Regions from separate parts of the Homo sapiens genome. Here region 2 is linked to region 1. Evidence: read pairs that join two places in POLR2A ChIA-PET (ENCODE). Cell type or tissue: PC-9. All regions are shown on one strand. Each heading gives the region's core, and the rest is flanking DNA. Links, peaks and the distances in the headings are about the cores only. Region 1 overlaps LINC02137 (long intergenic non-protein coding RNA 2137). Region 2 has its middle 5.5 kb from the start of GINS3.

Region 1 (2,800 bases), core at 277-2,776:
GGCGCGGGTCCTGCCAGAAGCCCACGGGTCCTTTCTTAGGGGACAAGCGACACTGATTGGAGGGCAGGAGCCCTGAGCTAGCTTTCAGGGTCCTAATCCGAGCTCCGCTGGTCAGAGACCCCATGGGGCCACCCCCTGACCGGTGCTCCCGCAGCCCGGACGCCAGCGCCAGGGACTCGCCACAACCTCAAGTCCTCTCCCGGGGCTGGGCTCCGCACACAAACAGGTAGCACAAAACTAGGACTTAGTTGGGGTCCGCACCCCTTCCTGCTCAGACCCGAGCCGCCCCAGTCCCCGGCCGCCGCGCCCGGAGTCCGCTCCAACTCGGAAAGTGGCGGCCGGCTGCGGGGCAGGCGGGCGGTACCTGTGAGCAGCTCCAGCCGGTGTCCCAGCACCTTCATCTCGGCGCCCGGCGCGGCCCGGCTCTGGGTGGCGGCGTCGGGGCAGCGCGCTCGGCCGAGCCGGGGAGAGGAGCGCGGGAGACCCGGAGCGGAGCGGCAGGAGAGCGCGGAGCGAAGCGGCAGGAGCAGCTCACAGCCAGGAGCGCTCTCCCGCCCCCAACGCCGCGCTCCCCCCTCCAAAACGGTTTAAAAAAATCCACCAATTGCATGGCCGCGCACCCCCAAAAAGGCACCCGCCGCCACCTGGTCCCGGTGAACTCCAGGAGGCGGAGGAAGGGCGCGGGGTGGGTGCGGTGACACCGTGGGAGGTGGTCCCCCGTGCCCGCCGCCCGAACAAAGAGACCCCGCCGCCTCCGGGCGTCGCGGTGGGGGGTCGCGGACGGCGGCTGGGGGTCCCCAGCGCGGCCGGGAAGGCGAGGAAGGAGAGCGGGAGCCGCGGGGAGGAGGGGGCGCCGCCCCCGCGGAGGCGAAATGGGGCGGGAGCGAGTCGGTGCGGGACTCGCGGGGCTAGGGTCGTGCGTGGGGCTGGGGTCGTGCTCGGGGCTGGGCTGGGCTGGGCGGGGACGCGCGCAGCAGCCGCGGCGGCGAGAGAAGCTGGCCCTGGGCTCAGGGGCGAGGGCGCCGCCGACTCACCGCGGAGATGCGGACGAGACAGACGCGCAGGCGGGGAGCGGGGCTTCGGCGCCGCCGACGCGCGGGTGCAGGTGCGGGCAGCCAGGAGCCCCTCCGCGTGCCCGCGGCTGCAGGGGCGGAGGCCGGGCTGGGGGCGGTGCGCCGCGGGGGCGTGCCCGCGTGGGTTTGGCGGGTGTGGGCGCTCGGCCCGCGGGGCGGTGCCGGGCCTGGGGCTAGTCCCGGACGGACCGCGGTCCCTCGCGCGTGGCTTCCGCCTTCTGCGCGGCTGGGGTGCCCGGTGGGCGGGCGGGAGGGCGAGCGGGGACCGCGACGCGGAGCCTGGGGGACACCCCGGTCGATCCGCGCCCCCGCCGACTTCTCACCCGCTCCGCCGCGCGGACTGTGCTGGGTGCGCTGCGAGGCCCTGCCCGCCCCTCCAGGCCCCCTGTGGCCGCGCGGCGTCGGGTTCCCGGGGGAGGGGACGGCGCTGCCGTAGTCTTTGTTTAGACTCCCAAGGGGAACCTTAGACCTGCAGAGACATCCCCATCCCAGCGCCCCTGCGCCTGCTGCTTCGCGCTACCCGCCGTCGCCGCCTGGGAACCGAGGGAGAAAAGCCCTTAGGGTCGGGAAGAACCAGGGGCTCAGGGGCCTCTGGGGCGTCGTCCCCCTCCCCCCGTTTTCGGAGCCCGAGGGTGTCCTTGAGGAACTTGTGCAGGAGTGAGGAGGGACATCCCCTAGCAAAGGTGTCCTGGTCCCTCAGGGTCCCACCCTGAAGGTGGGGAGGTCTCTGCTCCCCTCAATTCACCTCCATTATCTGAGCGGGAAAGGGAACATGGGGACCCGTCTCTTCCTCAGGCTCATCCTGCTCGGGGCCCCGAGGCACTCCTCCCTCCTGCCACTCCCCTCACCAGCCCTCCTTTGGTCCCAGATGAAGTCCCACTCCAGGGAGTACGGAAATCTGATGGCCTGAAAAATTTTATTTGGACAAGACAGCTAAAGACAGGGCTCCTGGAGAACCGGGTTCTATTCAGGCTCGGCCGGTGACCTTGGGCGGGGCTCTGCTCCTCCCTGGGTTCCAGTCTTTTCCATGCAGGACTCTGTTGGACCAGGTCATCTTGGAGGTCCAGGATGGCGGTGGGGTTGGGGGTGCAGAGGGGCCTGCAGGCTTCCGGGCCCTTCCGCAGACCTCTCTCTGGGCTGGTTTGCGGAGACGCCCTGGTTTTCCTTTCCCCCAGCTCCAGGGGGCTGTGGCCGTGAATTAACCGATCCACCAGCTGAGGAAGCTGGTAAGATTTTGGTGGCCCCAGATGGGGCATATGTTCCCGCTTGGGTTACAGCTTTGTCCTTGGGTTACCCCTACAGCTTGGGGTGCAGTGTATAAATCACAGGAGGCAGCAATTTGGGTTCCTTGCTCTGCGGAAATCCCTGCCTCTCAGTTTCCTCCTTTGCAAAGGTGTGGAGGGAGGTCGGTGATGACAGAAGTGAACCTCTATTTCTGACACCTCCACCAGGCTTAGTTCTATATATAGCAGCCAGGAGCCAGTCCTTAGGAGCACAGGCTGGTCCTACAGCTTCCTGGCTGTGGAATGTTTGGCAAGCTGCTTACCCTCTCTGAGACGTCATGTCATACTCTGTGAAATTGGGATGATGCTGACCTCAGGATTCCTGTAAAGATTAAATAACAGAATATAAAGAAAATGCTTAATATAGTGCCAGACGCATGACTTAAGTTTAAGTGTTCAATACATGGTCATTATTATTATTCATGATGAAATTGTTATTATCGC
Region 2 (2,800 bases), core at 116-2,615, 76 kb after region 1:
AAGCCCCGCTAACTTGTATTTTTAGTAGAGACGGGGTTTCACCATGTTGGCCAGGCTGGTCTCGAACTCCTGACCTCAAGTGATCTGCCCACCTCGGCCTCCCAAAGTGCTGGCATTACAGGTGTGAGCCACCTTGCCCGTCCTTTTATCTTGTTTATTGTCTGTCACCCCTACTAAAACATTAGCTCCATGAGGGTGGGGATATTTTTTAGTCTCTTTTTCACTGCTATATCCCCGCTGCCTAGTATGTATTAGGCACTTTGTAAATATTTATTGAGTGATTTAGTGTCTCTTTATTTAGAGCAGTGATATTAAATTTCCTTTAAAACATTAAGTAAAAGTTTTAAGTAAATAATAGTACAGATGATATGTAAATATTAGAGTGGTTACAAAATGTAGCAGTAAAACACTGAAAATACTAAGTTAAAGTGGCTAAAAAATAATTTGCCGGGCGCGGTGGCTCACGTCTGTAATTCCAGCACTTTGGGAGGCTGAGGCAGGTAGATCACAAGGTCAGGAGTTTGAGATCAGCCTGGCCAGCCTGGTGAAACCCCTCTCTACTAAAAATACAAAAAATTAGCTGAGCATGGTGGTGCGCACCTGTAGTCCCAGCTACTTGGGAGGCTGAGGCAGGAGAATTGCTTGAACCCGGCAGGCGGAGGTTGCAGTGAGCTGAGGTCACGTCACTGCACTCCAGCCTGGGCCATAGAGGGAGACTCTGTCTCAAAAAAAAAAAAAATTGTTTGCCAAGGTGCATGTTAATCACAGTATAATTCTGTAGATCCATGCACGAGCTTAAGTCATTAATATCATGGTGAAAGTTCATTGACTGGGCTCCAGTAATGCAGATTTTGAGTTTTGGTAGAACTGTACTGAATTTTACCTTTATATCAACTATAAAAAAGGAATGCTTAAGCAAATAAAATTTTAAATGGCTTAGTTCCCTACCTATGAAGCATTTCCAGCAGCCGTTTCTACTCAATTGCTGTGTTACTTCAGGAAGCCAACAGGCCTGAGTAGGGTCCAATTTTTACCACTTTAATTGGCTTTGTAACTTTGGGTCAGTTACCTCTCAGAAGCTTCTGTATCTGTAAAATGGAGATAATGATAGTAGCTCACAGAGTTGTGGTGCAGGTGGGACAAATAAGCTAATACACAGTTGGCCCTTGAACAATGAGAAGGTCAGGGCACTGACCCCTACACAGTTAAAAATCTACATATAACATTTTAAATTTAAAAAATTATTTTTAAAATTTTTATAGAGGTGGGATCTTGCTATGTTGCCCAGGCTGGTCTTGAACGCCTGGCCTCAAGCAATCCTCCTACCTCAGCCTCCCAAAGTGCTGGGATTATAGGTGTGAGTCACTGCACCTGGCTTACATATAGCTTTTGACTTCCCAAAAACTTAGCTACTACTAGCCTGCTGTTGACCAGAAGGCTTATTGATAACAGTTGATTAACAGATATTTTGCATGTTATATGTATTATATACAGAAGCCTTATTAAACAGTTGATTAACAGATTTTTTGCATGCTATATGTATTATATACCGTATTCTTACAATAAAGTAAGCCAAATAAAAGAAAATGTTAAGAAAACCATAAGGAAGAGAAAATACATTTACTATTCATTGAATGGAAGTGAGTCATGATAAAGGCCTTCATCCTTGTCGTCTTCTTGTTGTGTAGACTGAGAAGGAGGAAGAAGAGGAAGGATTGGTCTTGCTATCTCAGGGGTAGCCAAGGTGGAAGAAGTGGAGGACCTGCAAGGGGAGGCAGGAGAGTCAGACACACACGGTACAATTTTTTTTTTTTTGAAATGGAGTCTCGCTCTGTTGCCGAGGCTGGGGTGCAGTGGCACAATCTCGGCTCACTGCAAGCTCCACCTCCCCGGTTCACACCATTCTCCTGCCTCAGCCTCCGGAGTAGCTGGGACTACAGGCGCCTGCCACCACAGCTGGCTAATTTTTTGTATTTTTAGCACAGACAGGGTTTCACCGTAGTCTCGATCTCCTGACCTCGTGATCTGCCCACCTCGGCCTCCCAAAGTGCTGGGATTACAGGCATGAGCCACCGTGTCCGGCCTAACCTTTGTATTTTTAGTAGAGATGGGGTTTTACCATATTGGTAAGGCTGGTCTCGAACTCCTGACCTCATGATCTGCCCGCCTTGGCCTCCCAAAGTGCTGGGATTACAGGCGTGAGCCACCATGCCTGGCCCATGGTATAACTTTTATTGAAAAAAGCTTCACGTATAAGTGGGGACTCATGCAGTTCAAATCAACCAGTGTTATTCAAGGGTCAACTGTATACACAGCACTGAGCTCAGGGCCTAGCCCACAATAAGAGCTCAATCAATGTCCTTCTTATCATCATTTATTCATATGTTTGTTTAGTGCTGCATCCTCAGCACCTCAGAGAATACCTGGCACATAGCAAGCACTCAAGGAACATTTGTTAAATAGCTGTCATTATTGATGGGCATCCTTGGTCTAGGCTTGGCTACACTTGTCTCCCCTTCAGTTCCAGTTACCAAATATACTTGAAGGTGATAAAGTATTGTTCTCCAACTTTTTCCTGCGAAAAATCAGGTAGAATTTATCTCCTATGAGATCAAATTATTACAGTTTTTTGTGAGTTTTGAAATTACAGTACCACGTTTGAAATCTTACTATGTAAGATTAATAGATCTAAATCATTGGAGTTCATTTTTACATAATTTAAATGTCCTTTTAGTTGAGCTATTTCTTGAGCACTGCTCCAAAACGCCTTCCATGAGATCAAAATAAATTGATGGGCATG

What was found. Peaks named below come from ENCODE experiments on the same cell type or tissue, not always from the same donor. Only the 100,000 strongest peaks of a DNase experiment are listed, where the experiment ranks them.
Region 2: POLR2A ChIA-PET joins it to region 1 with 6 read pairs; 6 of 35 experiments call an interaction of 5 or more read pairs at or near these places.

What each region holds. Positions count from the first base shown.
Region 1 is chr16:58,462,032-58,464,831 of GRCh38, reverse strand. It overlaps LINC02137 (long intergenic non-protein coding RNA 2137), which reads right to left. Exons shown (of 4, transcript NR_187253.1): 4 at 1,971-2,678. It also overlaps a transcript of NDRG4 not described here. Among named protein-coding and RNA genes, the nearest start is that of NDRG4, 37 kb to the left of the region's middle. In PC-9, for the core only: no CTCF peak of the experiment used is centred there; no DNase peak of the experiment used is centred there; H3K4me3 peaks cover 788 bases; H3K27me3 peaks cover 37 bases.
Region 2 is chr16:58,385,583-58,388,382 of GRCh38, reverse strand. No RefSeq gene overlaps it. Among named protein-coding and RNA genes, the nearest start is that of GINS3, 5.5 kb to the left of the region's middle. In PC-9, for the core only: no CTCF peak of the experiment used is centred there; no DNase peak of the experiment used is centred there.